Linked DNA regions of Homo sapiens: region 2 is linked to region 1. A link is a loop called in an ENCODE intact Hi-C map of the cell type or tissue named here. Cell type or tissue: gastrocnemius medialis. All regions are shown on one strand. Links, peaks and the distances in the headings refer to the core of each region. The heading gives the core; the rest is flanking DNA.

Region 1 (6,460 bases), core at 818-5,817:
CGAAGTTCTTTGAGCTTTTTCTACTGCCTATTTTTGCAGCCCAGGTCAGTTGATCAGGAGGTGTGGCCTTGTATTTGGTCCACCTTGAGTCAGATGCCGCTCTGCTTACTGAGTATTTTTATATTGGACTCAAATCATGATATGGAATCATTTGTAGACAGCAGACCCACCAAAATTCTGCTGCGCAGTGACAGCAGGGCAGATCACGGTGTTAACTGTAATCATCCTGGTAGGGAGAGGGTATTTATATACTATAGGACAGATGGAGAGTGTGTACTGCTTTCAGAGGTGGAATTGCAGGCTACCTGGGAGGCAATGAATTTCCGCAACCTCTCCAAAAGCAAAGATAGAAGACATGCCTTTCTATCTCTTCACCTCTGATGCATTCAGAGCTACATCATAATGTTGCACAAGGTCCCCTTTAAGAGTAGGTGTAGCCTGTTAGAGTCCAGGCAGGGCATATGAACATAGAACAAGTAACTTCTCCTACACTCAGTCGAAAGGCCACAACCTCCACACAGAAGGTGAGGTTCTTCCTGAGCACAATAATGTAGTTGCCAGATCTTCCACATGGCTGTATCAATGGGCTTGACTCTGGAGCCTTAGATTTGGGCAAGAACATTTAATCATCCCTTGAAGGACCACCAGCTAGGATTGTTACCATGAGAGAATATGGGGAGGAGCTATTTAAGAGGATCCAAAATGATGTGCTGCAGGGCTCCAGGCTCATTTTATTGTGTCAGTCTTATTTAAAGGTGTAAGTTTCTCAAGCAGTGACTAGTTCAGGGAAAAAGAAAAAAAATAAAGGCATAAGGCTCAAACAATCCTTTAACTGACCTCTAAGCAGGTAATAAATATTACTACTTTTTTTCTTATAGTTTCTTATTTTTTACCTTTTTTATGTTCAACTCTTTAGTCCACTTGAGATTTTTTTTCTGGTATGTTATGTGAAACATAAATCACATGGACACTTTTATATGGGGCACTGTCACGTGCAGGATTACAAATACCTGTTGTATTTATTCATTCAGTCATCCATTACCAGTTCAAGGCACATTGTTAGGGACCAGAGATGATAAACATCAAAAAGAATGTGCTTCTTAATCGGTAGCAGCTTATTGTCCATTTAAGGAGATCAGAGGTACATAAATTACTGTATATACAAAGCAGCATGTAAAAAGTGCCATGTGAGTGATGCGAACAAGAAAGAATATAAAATATAAGGATTGTTTTTTATTTTTACCTGAGGGCATATTAGGGAACTAGCAGTAGATTCCTTCTGCCTGGAATAAGAGTTTTCCCAGAAGAAGTGTCACTTGAGATGTACCTACAGGGACAGGTAGCAATCTTAATCATGACTTGTTGGATATAATGAACAGAAATCCTCTTGTATCATCTCAATTTAAAAAGGGAGCTATCCACTTATCTTGCTTCTAAGAATCTATTCTAAAAGTAAACTGGCTAAAACATATAATGACCTATGCACATAGCTATTTTTTATGGTATTACTTGCAATAGCAAAAGACTGAGAACAACCCAAATATTATCAATATGGGGCTAGTTTAAAAAACTATGATACATCCACATAATGGAGGACTGTGCATCAATAAAAAGAAAAGAGATGAAGATCTCCATGAAGCTCCAGGAAAGCTGGTTCAAAATGGTGCTTATGGTATACACCTTTAGCACAAGAAGCAGGAAAGGATATGAAAATGTATACATAAATGCTTATGTTTGTAAAAAGATACAATCGAAAGATAAACCCAAAATCAATAAAAATGTTAAACAAATGGAGAAGGAGGGAATAGAGTGAAGGGCATAGAAATAGTGCTATGGAGAAGAAATACATCGAGAAAGGAGGATAGGGAATGTGGGTGAGGGCAGAATTGCAATTTTATTATTTATTTATTTTGAAACAAGGCCTTGCTCTGTCACCCAGGCTGGAGTGCAGTGGTGCAATCTCAGCTCACTGCAATCTCTGCCTCCTGGGCTGAAGCAGTCCTCCCACTTCAGCCCCCAGAGTGGCTGGGACCACAGGCATATACCACCGCGCCCAGCTAATTTTTCTATTTTTTGTAGAGATGGAGTTTTGCTGTGTTGCACAGGCTGGTCTCCAAATTCTGTACTCAAGTGATCCACCCGCCTTGGCCTCCCACAGTGCTGGGATTACAGGTGTGAGCCATTGCTCCTGGCCAAGATTACAATTTTATTTTATTTTTTTGAGAGAGAGTCTCTCTGTGTCACCCAGGCTGGAGTGCTGTGGCGCAATCTCGGCTCACTGCAACCTCGCCTCCCTGATTCAAGTGATTCTCCTGCCTCAGCCTCCCAAGCAGCTGAGATTACAGGTGCCCACCACCAGGCCCAGCTAATTTTTGTTATTTTTGTAGAGACAGGGTTTCACCATATTGGCCAGGCTGGTCTCGAACTCCGGACCTCAAGTAATCCACCCACCTTGGCCTCCCAAAATGCTGGGATTACAGGCGTGAGCCACTGTGCCCGGCCGGGATTGCAATTTTAAATAGGGTGCTCAGGGCAGGCCTCGCCTAGAAGATGATGTTTGAACAAAACTCTGAAGGAGGGTGAGGGAGCCAACCAGGCAGGAAACTGCGGATGAGCATACCAAGCAGAAGAGCAAGTACAAAGGCCCTGAGGCAATAATGTGCCTGGCTTCAGGGAAAAACAAGGTTGGATGACTAAACTGGAATGAGTGTCAAAGAGCGTGGTGGAAAATGAAGTCAGAGAGATGGAGGAAAGATTCCTTACAGCCTGTAGTCAGTTGTGAAGACTGACTTTTACTCCGTATGACATAAGACAAGGCAGGATTTGAGCCGAGGAGTGACAGGACCTAACTTATATTTTGATGGGCTCTCTCTCTGTTTCTTGCATGTTTGCCATTTGCCCCCTTCCCCCTTATTCTATCTCAGAACCCCTGCTTACTCATGTTCTGTGTTCTCTAACATCAGTCTACATGTGGCGTTGGGTTTGGTGTTGTAACAACTGGTGACATTTCAGTTCATGTGACTACTATGACCTAATCACTCAGTCTCTCAGTGTCCCAATTCCAGATTCTTGGGTGACATAATATTAGACTCACATATTATTAGACTAACTAATATTAGCCCACCATGGTACAGCATGCTGAGGCTGGAGTCAGAAGTGAGCAGAATCCTGTAATATTTCCAAGAGGGAATATGGGCAGACAGGCAATGGTTAGCACATCAACTTCATCAAGTACTTCAAATATTTTGGTTTCTCAATAAATATATACATGAGTTAATAAATCTAGCATATTTAGTAAACAACTTATAATCCTACCTACTGTTGTAATGCTCAGTAACCACTTCAGAGTAACAGTAATAATAGATGACTTTATACTAAATGATGGCTTTACACTAAAACAGGTTTCTAAAACTATCTGTGGTAAGAACCAGTTTTCTTATTTGTATTTCCAAATAGTCTCCATAGGAGAATGATGTTTTTGTAAAATATGCTAAAAATGAATTCCTTGACAAATTAAATTTTAAAAAGATATGCAAAATTGAAAAAATTTTTTTTGTTATTAGATTCAACAGACAGAAGATTGCTACGTCAAATTGCTCTAGGTTTCTAAATGCTTAGTCTCAATTTCTGTACTGATCACACACCAGTAACAGTTCCATACTTTAAATAGCACTGTACTAAAACTCACTTATCTAAATAGTAAATTTTATAATAATGATGGTCAATTAATGGCATTTAATATTCTGAATGAACATTAAAGAATGTGAAGTTGTTTTGCTGTTTTACTTCTCTGACTTTTCTCATTAGATAAGCTAGTGTCTTGCATGTAGATTCTAATGGATATTTGTTATTGAAATATTCCTCTAGCTTAAGAACATATTTTCTCACATGAAAAACAGTGTGTAATTTGTTCCACTTAGATTTGCTAGTAGATTGCTGGGCACGGTGGCTCATGCCTGTAATCCCAGCACTTTGGGTGGCCGAGGCGGGCAGATCACGAGGTCAGGAGATCGAGATTTGCTAGTAGATTAACTCTACTGCTAAATATGACTGAAATCATTTCATTTTCTCTTGGGTTAGAAATGGGAGAAACAAGGAAAAAACAGGGATTATCTTTCTTAAATTTCAGAGACAGACAAAAAAAGTATTAACACTGATTTAGAGGGAAGGAAGCTTCTAAATACTCATCCTTCACTGAGATCTAAAATCCTGGTATTGTAATTGATTTGAGGACCATTTTCTTAATTTACTATTTAAGTGCTTAATTGGTATGCTAAATTTTCTATAAAGTGAGTTAAACTAATTCAAGCCCAATAGTTTATGGCTTCAACAACTTAAGACAAATTACATATGAGCAAGTTGTTTGCCCTTAAGCAGGAAAAACATCAAACAATACCCTACTTGCCCCTTTACTACAGTTTCTCTTTAAGGAACAGAAACAGAAAATTAAAAATGAGAGGCCATTAATGAAATTATTTCAAATTCATCATTTGAATACAATAAACAAATAAATCACTGGTTTACTTACAAGCTACCATTCTACAACAATCAGTCAGAGAGAAATTATAGAGTAAGTTTAAACTGGTAGCAGTAAGCCTAGATTAGTGATTCATCTCCTAAGACTCTATGACTTCATCATCCACAGAATTGTGGCTAACCAGAATTTCAAAAGCATGTATAAATATAATAAAAATATCTGAAATGGTTATCAAGAGTTCCCAGGGTATTCAATCCCCTTAGTTCTGCCTTAGAATTTTTAAAAAGTATCTGTAAGTGTTCCAATTTTTTTTATTCATACAGAATCAGAATACTTCAGATTCCCTCAAGCAGGAAAAACATCAAACAATACCCTACTTTCCCCTTTGCTACAATATTTCTTTAAGAAACAGAAACAGAAAATAAAAAATGAGAGTCCATGAAAAAATTATTTCAAATTCATCATTGCCAGGAATTAAATTGTTCTCCTTCATATAGATTATTGTGACACATTAATATTGTTTTCAAAATTACCTTTTAGAGATATCAATATTTTTCTTAAGAAAAACAATCTAATGGTAAATGTTTTCTAAAATACAAATTAATAAATATTCCCTGAATTCATTTGTAACAAGTGCTAAACTTATTGCCTTAGTCTATGTAGAAGGTACCACAGCTCCAGAGATGTTATCTATGGTGGATATCTATAGTTTTTTCTGCTTAGCTCTTCTTCCACACCTGCTTGTTAACAGGAAGACATTTCTCCATGGATCTCTTGCATTTCTGCACATCTTGTGATGTGACACTGGCTACTCTTGTTCTGCAATATCATTTCAGGGATGTTTACACAGCAAACAGTTTTGGAACAGAGATAATTTCTCCCTGTGCAGCAAACAGCAGATTTATTTACTATCCAATATAAAGATAAAGGTAATGTTTCCCTTCTGAGCAAAGGTCAGGTACTTACTGACAATTATAAAGATTTGGGTTCCCTAAGCTCGGAGTTTCTCACTGGTAACACAACCCACTGGGTGTATAAGCCCCACCTGGCTTTATTCATGTCTCCTTGTGGGAACCAGAGCAAATGCTGATACTCTGGGTACTATTGCTATGAGTGATACATTGTCCTTTGTCTCTAATGCAGGAATCTTGTGTCTTCTGCCATGAAACTTGAGGCAGGCTAACTTGATAGCTTGCAAGTAGGGCAAAATCCTTGAGTTCTCTACCTTGCACTAATTCCTGCTTTGAGTTCTTTCCAAGACATACCTATGCTTTTGCCCTTCAGCTTCCTGGGAGAACCATGTGTCTGCATATTAAAATCTCTCTTGGGCTGGGCACTCACACCTGTAATCCCAGCACTTTTGGAAGCCGAGGTAGGCAGATCACGAGGTCAGGAGATCGAGATCATCCTGGCCAACATGGTGAAACGCCGTCTCTACTAAAAATACAAAAATTAGCCGGGCATGGTGGCACGTGCCTGTAGTCCCAGCTACTCAGGAGGCTGAGGCAGGAGAATTGCTTGAACCCGGGAGGCAGAGGCTGCATTGAGCCCAGATGGCGCCACTGCACTCCAGCCTAGGTGACAGAGCGAGACTCCCTCTCAAAAAAAAAAAAAAAAAAACTCTCTTTTATTTAGGCTTAGGTGGTGTTCTGTTACTTATAATCAAAACTGCCCTGATATGGCCAACAAAATCTGTTTCTTTCTGAAAATTGGACAATAGGGGGAAATATCTGTGTGGTTTTCTAAGTGCTTTCATTCATCAAACATTTGTTAAGCAGCTGCAGCATTCCAGGTATTATGCTGGATGCTGAAGCTACAATAGTGAACAGCACATGGTTCATAGAATTTCAATTTTTGTAAGGGAAGTGGTATAAACAATATGTAAACCAATACATAATAGCTGCTAAGAATGAGAAGTGCTATGAAGAAAACAAATGAAGAATGAAGGCGGAGAGTAAAGAGGAAAGCTTCCTTAGATAGAAT
Region 2 (5,000 bases), core at 1-5,000, 69 kb before region 1:
CAACGACAACATCAACAAAAAGGACCGCACAAAAGCCCCATTCAAAGGTCAGCAACCTCAAAGATCAAAGGTAGATAAGCCCACAAAGATGAAAAAGAATCAATGCAAAAACACTGAAAACTCAAAAAGCCAGAATTTGTATTCTCCTCCAAATGACCACATCTCTCCGGCAAGGGCACAGAACTGGGCTGAGGCTGAGACAGCTGAATTGACAGAAGTAGGGTTCTGAACTTTGCTGAGCCCAATGCAAAGAAGCTAAGAATCATGATAAAACAATACCGGAGCTGACAACCAGAATAGCTAGTTTAGAGAGGAACATAACTGACCTGATGGAGCTGAAAAACACAACATGAAAACTTCACAATGCAATAACAAGTATCAACAGCAGAAGAGACCAAGTGGAGGAAAGAATCTCAGAGTCTGAAGACTATTTTCTGAAATAAGACAGGCAGAAAAGAATAGAGAAAAAGGAATGAACAAATGTGGGATTATGTAAAAAGGCCAAACCGATGAATGACTGGGGTACCTGAAAGAGATGGGGAGAACAGAATCAAGTTGGAATGCATACTTCAGGATATCATCCAGGAAAACTTCCCCAACCTAGCAAGACAAGGTCAATAATCAAATTCAGGAAATCCAGAGAACCCTAGTAAGATACTCCGCAAGAAGACCAACCCAAAGACACATAATCATCAGATTCTCCAAGGTCGAAATGAAGGAAAAAAAAAAAAAATTAAGGGCAGCCAGAGACAAAGGCCAGGTCACCTACAAAGGAAAGCCCATCAGACTAACAGAGGACCTCTCAGCATAAACACTACAAAGCCAGAAGAGATTGGGGGGTCAACATTCAACATTCCTTAAGAAAAGAATTTCTAACCCAGAATTTCATATCTGGCTAAACCAAGCTGCATAAGTGAAGGAGAAATAAGATCCTTTTCAGAAAAGCAAATGCTGAGGGAATTCATCACCACCAGGTCTGCCTTGCAAGAGCTCCTGAAGGAAGCACTAAATATGGAAAGGAAAAACCATTACCAGCCACTACAAAAACACACTGAAGTACACAGACCAGTGATCCTGTAAAGTAACCACATAAACAAGTCTGCAAAATAACGAGCTAACATCATGACAGGATCAAATACACACATAACAATATTAACTTTAAATGTAAATGGGCTAAATGCCTCAATTAAAAGACACAGAGTAGCAAGCTGGATAAAGAGTCAAGACCCATGCTGTCTTCAAGCGACCCATCTCACATGCAAAGACACATACAGGCTGAAAATAAAGGGATGAATGAAAATTTGCCAAGCAAATGGAAAACAGAAAAAAGCAGGGGTTGCAATCCTACTTTCTGACAAAACAGACTTTAAACCAACAAAGATCAAAAAAGACAAAGAAGGGCATTACATACGGTAAAGGGTTTTTAATTCAACAAGAAGAGCTAACTATCCTAAGTATATATGTAACCCAATACAGGAGCACCCAGATTCATAAAGCAAGTTCTTAGAGACCTACAAAGAGACTTAGACTCCCACACAATAATAGTGAGAGATTTTAACACCCCTCTGACAATATTAGACAGAACATCGAGACAGAAAATTAACAAAGATATTAGGACCTGAACCCAGCTCTGAATTAAGTGGACCTGATAGATGTCTACAAAACTCCCCAAACAAAAACAACAGAATATACGTTCTTCTGATCACCACACAACACTTACTCTAAAATTGATCATGTAATAGTCCTCAGCAAATGCAAAAGAACTGAAATCATAACAGTCTCTCAGACCACAGCACAATCAAATTAAAACTCAAGATTAAGAAATCCACTCAAAACCACACAACTACATGGAAAGTGAACAACCTGTTCCTGAAAGACTCTTGGGTAAATAATGAAATTAAGGCAAAAATCAAGACTTTCTTTGAAACTAATCAGAACAAAGAGACAACATATTAGAATCTCTAGGATGCAGCTAAGGCAATGTTAAGAGGGAAATTTACGGCACTAAATGCTGACATCACAAAGCTAGAAAGATCTCAAATCAACAACCTAACACGACAACTAAAAGAACTAGAGAACCAAGAGCAAACAAACTCCAAAGCTAGCAGAAGAACTGAAGGAGATAGAGACAAGAAAAACCCTTAAAAAAACAAACAAACAAACAAACGAATTTAGAAGCTTTTTTTTTAATTAATAAAATAGACTACTACCTAGAATAATAAAGAAGAAAAGGGACCAGGCACAGTGGCTCACGCCTGTAATCCCAACATTCTGTGAGGCCAAGGCGGGCGATCACTTGAGGACAGGAGTTCAAGACAAGTGTGGCCAACATAGTGAAACCCCATCTCTACTAAAAATACAAACAAATTAGCTAGGCGTGGTGGCACATGCCTGTAATCCCAGCTATTTGGGTGGCTGAGGCATGAGAACTGTTTGAACCCAGGAAGCAGAGGAGCTTGCAGTGAGCCAAGATTATGCCACTGCACTACAGCCTGGGCGACAGAGCAAGACTCTGTCTCAAAAAAAAAAAAAAAAAAAAAAAAAAGAAGAATCAAACAGACACAATCAGAAATTATAAGGAGAATATCACCAGTGACCCAAGAGAAATACAAACAACCATCAGATAATACTATAAACACCTCTATGTACATAAACTAGAAAATCTAGAAGAAATAGATAAATTCCTGGACACATACACCCTCCCAAGACTGAACCAGGAAGAAACTGAATCCCTGAATAAACCAATAATGAGTTCTGAAATTGAGGAGGTAATAAATAGCCTGCCAATCAATGAAAAGCCCAATACCAGACAGATTCACAGCTGAATTCTACCAGAGGTACAAAGAATGGCTGGTACAATTTCTACTGAAACTATTCCAAACAATTGAAAAGGAGAGACTCCTCTCTAACTCATTTTATGAGGCCAGCAACATCCTGATACCAAAACCTAGCAAAGATACAACAAAAAAGAAAACATCAGGCCAATATCCCTGATGAATGTTGATGCAAAAATCCTCAATATAATACTGGCAAACTGAACCCAGCAGCACATCAAAAAGCTTATCCACCAAGATCCAGTTGGCTTTATCCTCGGGATGCAAGGTTGGTTCAACATACGCAAATCAATAAATGTAATTCATCACATAAACAGAACTAAAGACAAAAACCACATGATTATCTCAATAGACACAGAAAAGGTCTTCAATAAAATTCAACATCCCCTCACGTTAAAAACTCTCAATATACTATGTATTGAAGGAAATACCTCAAAATAAAAAGAGACACATACGACAAACCCACAGCCAATATCATACTGAATGGGCAAAAGCTTGAAACATTCCCTTTGAAAAGCAGCACAAGACCACGATGCTCTCTCCCACCACTCCTATTCAACATAGTTTTGGAAGGTCTGGTCAGGGCAATCAGGTAAGAGAAAAAAATAAAGCGTATTCAAACAGGAAGAGAGGAAGTCAAATTATCTTTGTTTGCAGATGACATTATTCTATATCCAGAAAACCCCATCATTTCAGCTCAAGAGCTTCTTAAGCTCATAAGCAACTTCAGCCAAGTCCCAAGATACAAAATCAATGTGCAAAAATCACTAGCATTCCTATACACCAAAAACAGGCAAGCGGAGGGCCAAATCATGAATGGTCTCCCATTCACAATGCTACAAAAAGAATAAAATACCTAGGAATACAGCTAACAAGGGAAATGAAAGACCTCTTCAAGGAAAACCACAAACCACTGCTTAAGGAAATCAGAGAGGAAACAAACAAATGGAAAAACATTCCATGCTCATGGATAGGAAGAATCAATATCATAATATCATGAAAATGGCCATACTGCCTAAAGTAATTTATGGATTCAATGCTATTCCCATTAAACTACCACTGACATTCTTTACAGAATTAGAAAAAAACTATTTTAAAATTCATATGGAACCAAAAAAGAGCCCCAATAGCCAAGACAATCCTAAGCAAAAAGAACAACGCTGGAAGCATCATGCTACCTGACTTCAAACTATACTACAAGGCTAGAGTTACCAAAACGGCATAGTACTGGTACAAGAACAGACAAATGGACCAATGGAACAGAAGGGAGAACTCAGAAATAAGACTGCACATCTACAGCCATCTGATCTTTGACAAACCTGACAAAAACAAGCAATGGGGAAAGGATTCCCTATTTAATAAATGGTGCTAGGAGAACAGGCTAGCCATATGCAGAAAATTGAAACTAGACCCCTTCCTTACACCTTATAAAAAATTTACTCAAGATGGATTAAAGACTTTAATGTAAAACCCCAAACTATAAAAACCCTAGAAGAAAACCTAGGCAATACTATTCAGGACACAGGCATGGGCAAAGGTTGCATGATGAAAATGCCAAAAGCAATTGCAACAAACGCAAAAACTGACAAATGGGATCTAATTAAACTAAAAAGCTTCTGCACAGCAAAAGAAACTATCATCGGAGTGAACAGGCAACCTACAGAATGGGAGAAAGTTTTTGCAATCTATCCATCTGACAAAGGTCTACTATCCAGAGTCTACAAGGAACTGAAACAAATTTACAAGAAAAAAACAAACAACCCTATTAAAAAGTAGGCAAAGAACATAAACAGACACTTCTCAAAATAAGACATTCATGGGGCCAACAAACATGAAAAAAAGCGCATCATCACTGATCATTAGGGAAATGCAAATCAAAACAACAATGAGATACCATCTCACACCAGTCAGAATGGCAAGAAACAACAGATGCTGGCTGGCGAGGCTGTGGAGAAAAAGGAACACTTAGACTGCTGGTGGGAGTGTAAATTAGTTCAACCACTGTGGAAGACAGCATGGTGATTCCTCAAAGATCTAAAAGCAGAAATACCTTTTGACCCAGCAATCCCATTACTGGGTGTATGTTCAAAGGAATATAAATCATTCTATTATAAAGATGTATGCACGCATGTGTATGTTCATTGCGGCACTATTCACAACAGCAAA

What was found. A loop is a pair of places that touch in the nucleus more often than their neighbours do. Peaks named below come from ENCODE experiments on the same cell type or tissue, not always from the same donor. Only the 100,000 strongest peaks of a DNase experiment are listed, where the experiment ranks them.
Region 2: it touches region 1 in a loop (1.9-fold over the local background); 4 of 110 quality-filtered maps call a loop at or near these places.

What each region holds. Positions count from the first base shown.
Region 1 is chr4:48,328,345-48,334,804 of GRCh38, reverse strand. No RefSeq gene overlaps it. Among named protein-coding and RNA genes, the nearest start is that of SLAIN2, 10 kb to the left of the region's middle. In gastrocnemius medialis, for the core only: no CTCF peak of the experiment used is centred there; DNase peaks (open chromatin) are centred at 2,621 and 3,004; H3K27ac peaks cover 2,770 bases.
Region 2 is chr4:48,397,934-48,402,933 of GRCh38, reverse strand. The region is part of intron 6 of SLAIN2 (SLAIN motif family member 2); the gene reads right to left. Among named protein-coding and RNA genes, the nearest start is that of SLAIN2, 59 kb to the right of the region's middle. In gastrocnemius medialis, for the core only: no CTCF peak of the experiment used is centred there; a DNase peak (open chromatin) is centred at 2,373; H3K27ac peaks cover 475 bases.